Linked DNA regions of Homo sapiens: region 2 is linked to region 1. The links are chromatin loops, found by intact Hi-C in ENCODE. Cell type or tissue: MCF 10A. All regions are shown on one strand. Links, peaks and the distances in the headings refer to the core of each region. The heading gives the core; the rest is flanking DNA.

Evidence for each region. Hi-C counts contacts between places; a loop is a spot of excess contacts. Peaks named below come from ENCODE experiments on the same cell type or tissue, not always from the same donor. Only the 100,000 strongest peaks of a DNase experiment are listed, where the experiment ranks them.
Region 2: it touches region 1 in a loop (5-fold over the local background); 3 of 110 quality-filtered maps call a loop at or near these places.

Annotation. Positions count from the first base shown.
Region 1 is chr20:7,304,091-7,310,184 of GRCh38, forward strand. LINC01751 (long intergenic non-protein coding RNA 1751) reads right to left here and starts at 3,342. Exons shown (of 2, transcript NR_135005.1): 1 at 3,269-3,342. In MCF 10A, for the core only: no CTCF peak of the experiment used is centred there; no DNase peak of the experiment used is centred there.
Region 2 is chr20:7,364,679-7,370,772 of GRCh38, forward strand. LINC01706 (long intergenic non-protein coding RNA 1706) reads left to right here. Exons shown (of 3, transcript NR_110610.1): 3 at 2,602-3,823. Among named protein-coding and RNA genes, the nearest start is that of MIR8062, 3.9 kb to the right of the region's middle. In MCF 10A, for the core only: no CTCF peak of the experiment used is centred there; no DNase peak of the experiment used is centred there.

The DNA.
Region 1 (6,094 bases), core at 441-5,440:
CCTTAACATAAATTAGTTGATTTAATTGATTCACTATATATCTATTAAGTGCTTGGTATGTTGAAAAGCTGGGGATAAATTACAAATTAGATAGAGCCCCAACTCTCCAGGCACTTAATGGTTTAGAATCACAAGAGTTTCCTGCAGGACTTTAAGTCTCACATGACATGTTGATTATCATAGAATTTTATATACAAAATGCCAGAGTAGCAGAACACCTGGTTTAAAGAAGCTTTCTCATTAAAAAAAAAAAAAAGAAGAAGAAAATAAAAAAAAGTCCTCTACATTTTAAAATGTAGCAGCCTTAATATAAAGCTTCAGAAAGGAGAAATCCTTTTATGCACTTTTGAGGCTGCATGGTTTGGGAAAAGGAAGATTACTTTAAAGTTCTTTGTAATTACTGGATTTATTTAATGAAGAACTAGTTACAGCATTTAGTACTACATGACATGTTTTTGTTGGTCATTATCATATAAAACTTTTTCTAGATTCTTTTTTTCTGTTGGAGTATCCATTGTAAGCATTGTAATATGGAAGGGCTGTGCTACGTGATGTGAGTCACACTCATCGGGACAGGTGGGGGAACTGCAGGCTCCTTGGTGTAGAAGATCCAGCTCAGTGTGCAGCCATTTCAGGAAGACTTTTCTGACCACCCACTTTGAGCTCTCCTTTTTTAAACATCCATACTACTTCTCACTGGACTAGCTAATGTTCCAAAAATCTCTTATTGATGTTAAAGTCTGGCAGTTCAGAATAATATTTGGGAGTGAGGAGGAGCAAGTACCACATTATAGTCATGTTTTGAATTTCCCAGAGAGCCTCCTTCATCTAGATGTGGTCCCTGAGTCTTCTATCACCTGAGTGTTTGACCTGGATGTCACTTTGAAGATCATAACACAGAAGTAAGCCTTGTGGAAGCAAGTGCCTTTCACAGCACCATGGGTGTGCCCTGAGAAACAGAATACAAGGTAAAACCTCAATGTGCCAGGATGAGTGAGGATTTAGGGGTAATTATTCTTTCTGGTTCACTGGAAAATGTCTTTCTGAAAATTAAATCTATTACAATATGAAAGTTGCTTTGCTTACTATTCTGGCTTGTACAAAGAAGACTAAAGCGGAGCACCTGCTCTCAAAGATCAGATAATTCAGGTGAGGAGTTAAGGCAAATGTGAATGAAAATTTAACTAACAAGAGAGTTAATTAGGCAGCATGGGAAGGCGATGTCTTTTCTGAAAAAGAGATATTGAAGGTTAGCTTCCCATTTTCTACAGCAGCTTATTTCCCTGCACTGATAAATAAGAAATGGTAAATATAATTGGGTCATTCTTTCAATATAATATCCTGTGGCATATTAGGTCAATAATACCAATAATAACAACAGCCACTTATAGAGTGCTTAATACTTCTCAGTTTAATAATAACTTTTGTAAATTAACAATTTAATCCTCCCAACAGTCCAGTGAGCCAGGAGCTATTACCCCCATCTTTTGGAAAAAGAGAGGTTAAATAACTTGCCCAAGTTTACACAGCCATTAGGTAGCTGAGCCAAGCTGGCTCCAAAGCCCATGCTTAATAATGATTTCATTCTGCCTTCTTTGCTTCTGTGTATCAACTCTTATTGTGCCTTCTAAAAATATAAATTCCAGAAAATTTTACCTCTTCTTTTGTCTCTTTATGCTATAGTCAATTGAAAGGAAGAACATCTGGTGAGTAGAAGGTTCTTACAAGAAACACTCTGTTTCTAGGTAATTGAAGTTTTATGTCAGTGAGGCTGAGAGAGTACCTAGGCAAGGTCAGTTTATATGAGATGGAAGCAAAACAAACTTTAATGTCGCCTGACAGTCCATGGGCAACAGAAGAGGTTTTCTGAGATATCAGAAGAAAGTACAGCTTCGTGGAGGAAACAGAAGAAAGTACAGCTTCGTGGAGGAAAATGCACAATCTTATTAGGAAAGAGGCATTTCTCTGTGAAGACTCAAGATGATTTCTGTGTGGAAGAATTATACTGTTAATAACAAATAGGGGAAGCAGTGAGCTGTCTCCGGCTTTGTAACATCTGTTATAACTGCACCTGCCTCAAAGATTTCCTGGTTCCTATTCCCAAGAGAAAGTCAGTCAGCAGGAAATGAGGCAAGTGCACAATGACTTTACGGGAAAAAGATGGCTTTTGACTTCTCCTTGGGCTTAATTCCTGACAATATTGCATATTCCCCTTGTTGTTGATAGTACTTTACAAGGCAGTGGTTTGTAAAGTGAAAGATGGGAAGGAAGAAAGGGACCTATGCTTGGAAACAGTTTTTATGGAACACAGGAATGTCATAGGGCACGGGTCAATTGGGTGACATCAATACATCTGGCTGTTAGTCCTTGCTCTGACTGAATGGGTAATACACGGAAACAAAACATATTCCTACTCACCACAACAATTCAAAGGCTCACACCTGTGTCTCCTTTCATTCTCTAATGTAGTGATTCTTAGATTCCCAAACTTTAGAGTGAATCAGGATCACCTGGACGGCTTGTTTAACCACACATTGCAGGACCTGATGTAGTTTCTAACACAATGTGTCTGATGTGGTACCTAGGAATCTGTATTTCTGCAAGTCCCTAGGTGAGGCTGAGGCTGCTGGTCTGGGGATTACATTTGAGAATTATTGCTGTGATTGATTTAAACAGAAATCTCCCATTCTTATTATTCTTGGGCCTCTCTCTCATCAGGATGATCCAGTTCCCAGGGATTTTCACCATTTCTTCCTATCAGGACGATTGAGCAGAATCTGCCCCTCACTTCTCCACCGAAGTCCCAGCAGCAGCCTCAGCATTTATCTCCAACTTGGATGAAATTAATTAAGTTACATTCAAGGGGTTCCAGAGAGAAGTTGAGTGCATGTAGCCTGCCTAAGCTAGTACAATGGAGCAGGCATTTCCCCAAAGGCCTCACTATATTGGATGGACATCATGTTTTACATCAATTTTCCTGGAGTAAATCTGCTGCAGATGAAATGCTAACATTGTCCACTGTTAGTATATGAAGGCTTGGGGAAGGACATTAGCTCCCCCTTATCCTTGATTTTGTTTCTTACACTTGCAGTTACCCACACTCAACTGTGGTCTGAAAATATTATGACCTTTATGAAAAAGTTCACAAATAACAATTTATAAGTTTTAGATGGAACACTGTTCTGAGTAGCATGATTCCTGCTTCCATCTCACCCCTAATGTGACTCATTCCTTTGTCCAGCATATCTGTGGGGTATATGTTCCCCACCTGTTAGTGCTGGACATCGTCTGCTCCTGACATCCAATCAACATCAACATGGCTTGACGATCCAGGATCACCCGAAGCAAATGGTCCTCCGACTGGAGAATCTTCAGAAAGTCAACTGTAGCCTAACGCTATGTCACAATGCCTATGTCATTCACCTCACTTCATCGCATCACGTAGGCATTTTATCATCTCATACCATTACAACAAGATGAAGGGGAAGTACAGTACAAGAAGATATTTTGAAAGAGAAAGACCACATTCACGAAACGTTTATTACATTATATTGTTGCAATTTTCTATTTTATTACCAGTTATGATTGTTAATCCTTTGTGCCTAATTTATAAATTTGTTAATGGTTAAGTATATATAGGAACAAGCATACCATATATAGGGTTCAGTACTATCCTTAGTTTTAGGGATCCACTGGGGATAAGGGGGAACTACTGGACCTAACCTTATGCTTACGTGAAGAGCCCCTAAGGTCACTTGCACACAGAAGCTATTTAAAAATAGTTGTTACAATTAGGAGCCCCCTGGAATATAATATGTGTGGCATCACTTAAAGAAGTAAAAAGAAAGGATAATTTTTATTTCCCTTTATATTTAGTAAAATATTTCTCTACAATATTATAATTATAATATTTATGGCAAAATTACATTAATAATTTTCACATAATTTTAAAAAGTGAAATATCTACATGTAAGGCAATACAATATTATGATTATTTAAATATTTAAGCAAAATATTTTCTGTTCATATAATATAGTCACACGCTGCATAACAACGTTTGGGTCAATGATGGAACGCCTATAAGATGGTGGTCACATAAGATTATAGTACTCTATTTTCATTACCTATGTCTAGACATGTTTGGATACACTGATACTTACTATTGTGTCACAATTATATATGGTATTCAGTATAGTAGCATGCTGTACAGGTTTGTAGCTTAGGAGCAATAAGTTATAACATGTAGACTAGTGTAGTAGGCTATGCCACCTAGGTTTGTGTGAGCATTCCGTATGATGTTTGCACAATGATGACAAAATCACCTAATGACACATTTCCCGTAAGGAATTCCTTTTATTAAGCAATACATGACTGTACTAATATAATACATATACTCTGTTGATATTTAATATTTCATCAGATATCAATATATCATAAAATATATAATTAAACATATAATAATGTATTAATTATATTTGATTATTATATGCAAAGTCATTTTAAAAAGTAAAATATGTAAATGCAAAGCATACAGAAAATATATAAAAATATTACATGTACCACGTGTGTTCATGTTAATAAGCAAATTGTTGAAAGTTAATATCTCTATATTCAAGATATAGCTATTAAATATGTAATACATAACATTAATACACATTACACATGTAGTATTTTATTTATTATTTCTAAACTGTCACTTGTTTTATTACTCATATCTCAGTCTGTTCTGCCACATTGGTGTTAGGAAAGTTATTGCCAATCTTATTGGGATGACAACTGAAATCAACAAATATCAATGGATAATGGGATGTTTACTGCATTTCCTCAGTACAGTAAAGAATGAAAATCCTAGTCTTGGGTATATATTCAGTGTTTTTCTTTAAATATATGTTTTAGAAGGGGGCAATAATTAACATTACGTTTTATTTCTAAGGTGGATACTAACTACAAAGGTCATAAGCACCATAAGCATTCACATTTTCAAGAAATACCAAGACATGTTCTCAGGGACAGGAAGATGGACTTTCCAGGAGTCAAAATTTTAATGACTGTCTTCCCTCTGCATGGATGTTTCCTCAGGCTGCCTTTTGGTTACTTCTTCCAGGTGGATGGTTCCAAGAGACTGTGTAGGGGGTTATATAAGTTTGCTTGGGCTGCCATAGCAAAATACAACAGACTGAGTGACTTAAGTAACAGAAATGCATGTTCTCACCGTTCTGGAAGCTGGAACGCCAAGATCAAGGTTCCAGCAAGGGTGATTTCCTGTGGGGACCCCAGGGGACGGGTCTGCTTCCACACCTTTCTCCTTGGCTGGCTGGACTCTTGCTGCCTCCTCAACATGCTTATCTACCCCTCTGTGCACAGCTCTCCTGGCATCTTTTCCTTTCCTTCTAAAGATGCCAGTCAGGTTGGCCTTACTCTAAAGGCCTCATTTTAACGTAATCACCTCTTTTAGAATCTTATCTTCAAATACTGTCACTTTCTTAAGTACTGCAGCTTGAGAGTTTAACACATGAATTTGGGGACACAGTTCAGGCCATAATAGTGGTAGTGGAGGAGTAAAAATCATATAGATAGAACAGCTGGCTTCACTTCCGACTTTTCTTGCAATTATAACTCAGAAAATGGCGTATAACTCAGGCAGCACATATTCTGTTTTTGATGCCCCAAACATTTCCAAAGAGAGTACAGTGGAGAGGAAAGTATGCTGACTGCAAATAGATAGCTTTTAGTCTTGGATTTATAATCTATAGGCTGTGTGACCTTATTCTGTTTAATTAACTTCTCTGAGACTCGGTTTCTCCCTGGGTAAAATAAGACTATTAATCGTTTGCTACAAAACAGGGTTGATCTAGTGAGAGAACATTCTTAAAAATATCTAAAAATTCTAATATTCAATTTAGAGCTTAGGAATAAATTTTATTAGTTTACTTTTTAAAATTCTTTTGAAAATGTGACACATGTACATGGTAATAAAAAAAATTCAAACAGTACAAAAATATACACAGTAAAATCTTGGTCTCCCACCTCCCATCACTGGGCTCCCATTCCCAGAGTTAACTGCCTGTTAGGTGCTTCTTGTTCATTCTTCCAG
Region 2 (6,094 bases), core at 356-5,355, 61 kb after region 1:
AGAGGCCAAGGTACAGCTTGGCCTGTTGCTTCAGAGGGTGGAAGCCCCAAGCATTGGCAACTTCCATGTGGCATTGAGCCTGCAGGTGCACAGAAGTCAAGAATTGAGATTTGGGAACCTCCACCTAGATTTCAGAAGATGTATGGAAATGCCTGGATGCCCACACAGAAGTTTGCTGCAGGGGCGGGGCCTCCATGGAGAACCTCTGCTAGGGAAGTGCAGAAGAAAAACGTGGGTTTGGAACCCTCACGCAGAGTCCCTACTGGGGCACTGCCTAGTGGAGCTGTGAGAGGAGGGCCACTGTCCTCTAGACCTCAGAATGGTAGATCCAGTGAGAGCTTGCACTGTGCACCTGGAAAAGCCACAGACAGTCAATGCCAGCCAGTGAAAGCAGCCAGGAGGGAGACTGTACCCTGCAAAGCCACAGGGGCACAGCTCAAGACCATGGGAACCCACCTCTTACATCAGCATGACCTGGATGCGAGACATGGAGTCAATGGAGACCATTTTGGAGCTTTAACACTTGACTGCCCCACTGGATTTCAGACTTGCATGAGGCCTGTAGCCCCTTTGTTTTGGCCAATTTCTCCCTTTGGAATGGCTGTGTTTGCCCAATGCCTGTACCCCCATTGTATCTAGGAAGTAACCACTTCCTTTTGATTTTATAGGCTCATAGGCAGAAAGAACTTGCCTTGTCTCAAATGAGACTTTGGACTCTGGACTTTTGAGTTAATCCTGAAATTAGTTAAGATTTTGGGGGACTGTTGGAAAGACATGATTGGATTTGAAATGTGAGGACATGAGATTTGGGACAGTCCTGGGGCAGAATGATACGGTTTGGCTGTGTCCCCACCCAAATATCATCTTAAATTTACATGTGTTGTAGGAGGGACCCAGTGGGAGGTAATTGAATCATGGGGTGGCAGGGTCTTTCTCATGCTGTTCTTGTGATAGTGAATAAATCTCACAAGATCTGATGGTTTTAAAAAGGAGAGTTTCCCTGCACAGCTCTTCTCTTGTCTGCTGCCATGTGAGACATGACTTTCACCTTCTGCAAAGTTTGTGAGGTCTTTCTGGCCACATGGAACTGTAAGTCCAATAAACCTCTTTCTTTTGTAAATTGCCCAGTCTCAGGTAAGTCTTTATCAACAGCATGAAAATGGACTAATACAGTAAGCTACTGCATGGGTTTTCACAGAGTGATCAACCATCCAAGGAGTTTCTTAGGATTGACTCTGCTAAGATCAAAACAGTCCTGGCAAACTGTGGCCAACCTAATGTGTGTATTGAATTACCTGCAGAACTTGTGAAAAACATAGACACCTGAGTCCCACCCCTACAGGGTCTGGGGGAGCCCTGAGAATTTGTATTTTTAACAACCTTCAATGTGGTAGTGAAACTGCCAGAGCAGGGCTATTCGTGGAGTTGGAAGGAGCAGCTCTGTAGAACTTGTGAAGGGGAGCAGATGAAAGTGAAGAGCACAGATCTGGAGCAGTGCATATGATACAGAAAGGCATACTATTTTAAGTGACTCACCCCCAATGTATCAGGAACTTATTGCCACCATAAACAACAACCAGAAAAATCTCAGTGACATGAAACAGTGAACATATTCTCATGTTCACAGAACAGCAAGTAGAATATGGCTCAGCTGGTATGGGCTCAGCTGGGTGGTTGTATTTCAGTCTGTAAGTTGGCTGCAGGTCTCTCCCATATGTCTTAGTGTGGTCAACTGACACATGTTTTACTTCTGTTGAGAGTCATAAGTGGAAACATGTGACACTTCAGAAAGCTTAGACTCAGAACTGGCACAATATCGCTTTTCATTGGCTATCACCAGTCAAGCCCCAAAACAATGGAGTGAGCAGTGTGCTCTTCCAATGAAAGTAAGGAGAGAGTAAATATTTCCTAAGTAATAATCTAATCTACTATAGTGATCTCAGAGTTTTAGAGTACTCAATCTAATTGGGTATATAATTGGATATATGTCAGTGACTGGTATACAATTGCTGTATGTCTAATAACCTACAACAAACTTTCAGATTCCTTTACCATCCAGGTAGGAATAAATACCAGGAAGCTGAAATATTTACTAATTGCTGAAGTACATATTTGTCTCAAGCCATTTTCCCACCTTGGTTGCCCAATAACTTGGAATATACAAAATTCAATGTTTTTCCAATTTATAAATGTTTGGTTAGGCATAAGAGTACTGTATTTTATTTTTATTTTAACTGATTTTTTTTTATTTTGCATTTTGTTTTCTTTATTCTTTTCTTTAAAGTCCTCAACCAGCTTTTTTTTAGTTAAATAAACCTGAAAATTTAGTGGATTTTCCCTGTGTAATTATTACAAATATTTCCTGTGACAGTGATATATCATGTAAGAGACTTATAGATAAAACACAAATAACTACTGAAACAAGTAAATTTTTAAAAAATCATTTTGAATCTATAACACAAATATACTACTTTCTAACAAAAGACTACACTAGACCATCTTGTTCTTTAAACATGTATGTTGTTCCTGATTCTTGGAAAAAAATATTTATTAGAATCTATCAATATACAAAACTTAAAAGGTATTTATTATCCTTGGCAGGGCCTTCAAGAGGATCAATATTTCCAGGATGTTGGTATTAGCATCCATTGTTCGCTGGCTAGATCTTTTCCAACAGAGCATGTGACTCTCATCATTACAGCAGAGGAATGCATTTATCAAAGTTAAGGAAGTCGTTTGCCATTCGGATGGCCCAAGAAGCATAAATATTTATCATTGAGCCTTGTGAGAACTCTCTATTATAAAAAGATTGGCTAATTTCTTAAAACTACTCCTTCAATAAGGACCCAGGTTATGTGCCATGGTATCTGTAGCTTTCTGGCTGGGTCAGGGTGACCCGCACACAACCCTGGCAGGACGCCCTTGGACACAGTATTTGCATCCCTTTGGTGTGCCAAGGTATCAAGCATTCACAGTTCACATTGAAACCACTAAACGAAGAGCTGTGCAAACAGGTCATCAGTTTCTCCAGAGGGGAATAATCTTACAACTGTTACGAAGGGTCAAAGGTAACTTTCATTTTGAGATGCTAATTACTCCAAGAATTTGATGCAGGAGGCAGCTGGTTAAAATGAATGAGTGCTGAAGCGTTGAAGGGGAAAATCAAATAGATGGTTATAATAAAAGTGCAATATGCAACCTAATAAGTATGCAGAGAATAAGGGACAATATTGTTAATAAACATCTATTAGTCAAGATGATCTTTGTAGAGCTGGGCTCTTTAATATTATAACTGCTAATCACATGCAATTAAATTTAAATTTAAGGTGGTTGAGATTAGAAATTCAGGTCCTCAGCCACAGAGGCCACATACAACATGTTCAATAGCCACATGTGGCCATTGGCTACCATATTGGAGAGCCCAGATATAGAACAGTTTCATTACTGCAGAAATTTCTATAGGACAGCAATGACCTGGAGTGTTTTGCTATTGGAGGGGTTTTGGACTTAGTGCTTTTATATAGGAAACATGATTTTTTTAAAGAAGCCATCCCATGGAATGCTTCTCTCATTCCAGTGCTGTAGTAAGGGTTGCCCTGAAATTTGGACCTAGAAAATTCACTTATCATAAACGAAAAAACTGTTACTACTATCAATAATATTTTTGTCCTGGTGAATATTTACATTGTACCACACACTGTGCTAGTTGCTTTATACATATTGTGTCATTTAATTCTTACCTTAGAGACTAAGATCTATCTGTGAATTACTTTGAGATAAATCAGGTTAAGAGAAAAATAAAAACTGACTTTAGACCACAATTAAGTAAATATATTTAAACCTAAAGCAATTATTGCTCTTTGAGAGAGAGAGAGAGAGAGTGTGTGTGTGTGTGTGTGTGTGTGTGTGTGTATGTGTATAACTGGCAGCCCATTGTTACTGAGATAACTACACAGAATTAAGCAATAAACTCTGCCAGAGCCTGGGATATAAGGACAGGAATAAAGACGATTATCAGAGACACGGGAAAGAAAGAGAAAGTGAGAGGTATTTGAAGATTCACTAAAGAGGCTGAGATTTAGTAGAAATAGTTGAGAAGCCTCAGAAATTTGGTTGTAAGATCCAGGCAAGCATGGAGAAAGGCTGCACTTTAGAGATTTGTGGGTTCCCAGGCTAACTCCAGAAAAGAGGATTAGGGCAGCAAGACTGATGCTGAAACCACCAAATGGTCATATTAACATCCGAGTTTCCTTCCAAGATCCAGTGCATAGATGAAAGGATTTAAGAACATGAGGTTGGATGTGGATTGCTCCTTTCAAAGACTTGGACAAAAGAAAAGTCACAGCCTCTTAATTTCTCTCAGTGAACCTCAGCCTAGCCATTAAATTTCAGAGGAAGCAGATGGCACACATTCAATGTTCTGGGATATGACTGTACACAGTCAGACTAAGAAAAGGTCACAAAGATGTAAAAAAAATAAGTGTTTTACATCAAGATGGTTGGTAATGAAAATACCCTATCCTACTCAGTTTATAGTAAATCGCTTCTATATAGAGTAATTTATTAAAATCTCAGAACATTAAGAATTACCAAGTCTTGATTTATTGCAGAAAATTTTGCCATGGTGTTTCCATTTAGAAACTTATTTCTTATCTTACACAAAGTAAAAAAACAATCTCTTTAGCACCTGGTATTATTAGTGAGGTATAACTGGGGTGACAATATAATTTATTATCCAAATAGAGACACTTTTGAGAATGAATGTAATTGTTTATAATTACAGCAAAACCACAGGTGTAAACTAGAACTGTCCAAGGCAAATCAGGGCAAACCAACAACCTAGGTATAGACCACAGCTGGATGCAATTGGACTCAAGCCATTTTCCCAGTCCAGCTGCTGAGTGTGACTCAAAGGCTACTCTGCTGTCAGCTGATTTACAAGCTGATTGAAATAATGATGCAAAGGCACAATGATGAAGATGTCCAACACCCATTTTAGGTAAAAATAACTAGTGTAAAGAAAAATACCATTGATCATTGTTGTTGAGTTTTTATTTTTAAAGAAACAGTGACTTGATAAAATACATCCAAGAAAAAAGAGTCTGATAACCAATCTCTACTCAGCATAGGAGGGCATTTCTCTTCAATTTTTAAAATAATAAATTAAAATAAATACTATCTTTAAGGTACTAAAGATAGCAAGGTTAGATATACTAGTTCAGCTAATCTACATTCCCACCAACAGTATAAAAGTGTTCCTGTTTCTCCACAGCCTTACCAACATCTGTTGTTTCTTAACTTTTTAATAATTGCCATTCTGACTGGCGTGAGATGATATGTCATTATAGTTTTGATTTGCATTTCTCTAATTATCAGTGATGTTGAGCTTTTTTTCATATGTTTATGGGCCACAGAAATGTCTTCTTTTGAGCAGTGTCTGTTCATGTTTTTTTGTCCACTTTTTAATCGGTTTTCTTGTAAATTTGTTTGAATTCCTGTAGATTCTGAATATTAGACTTTGTCAGATGAATAGATAGCAAAGATTTTCTCACATTTCCCCTTACTGGGTATAAACCCAAAGGAATATAAATCTTTCCATTATAAAGACACATGCACACATATGTTCATTGCAGCACTATTCACAATAGCAAACACATAAAATCAACCCAAATGCTCATCAGTGATAGACTGGATAAAGAAAATATGGTACATTTACTCCATGGAATACAATGCAGCCATAAAAAGGAATGAGATCCTGTGTTTTGCAAGGACATGGGCAGAGCTGAAGCCATTATCCTTAGCAAACTAATGCAGAAACAGAAAACCAAACACAGCATGTCCTCACTGATAAGTGGGAGATGAACAATGTGAGCACATAGACACAGGGAGGTGAACAACACACACTGGGGCCTTTTGGGGGTGTGGAGGGAGGGAGTGCATCAGAAGAAAAAGCTAATGAATGCTGGGCTTAATACCTAGGTGATGGGTTGATAGGTGCAGCAAATCACTATGGAACATGTTTACCTATGTAACAAACTTGCACATCCTTCACATGTACACCGGAACTTAAAAAAAAAGAAGATATACTAGTTAA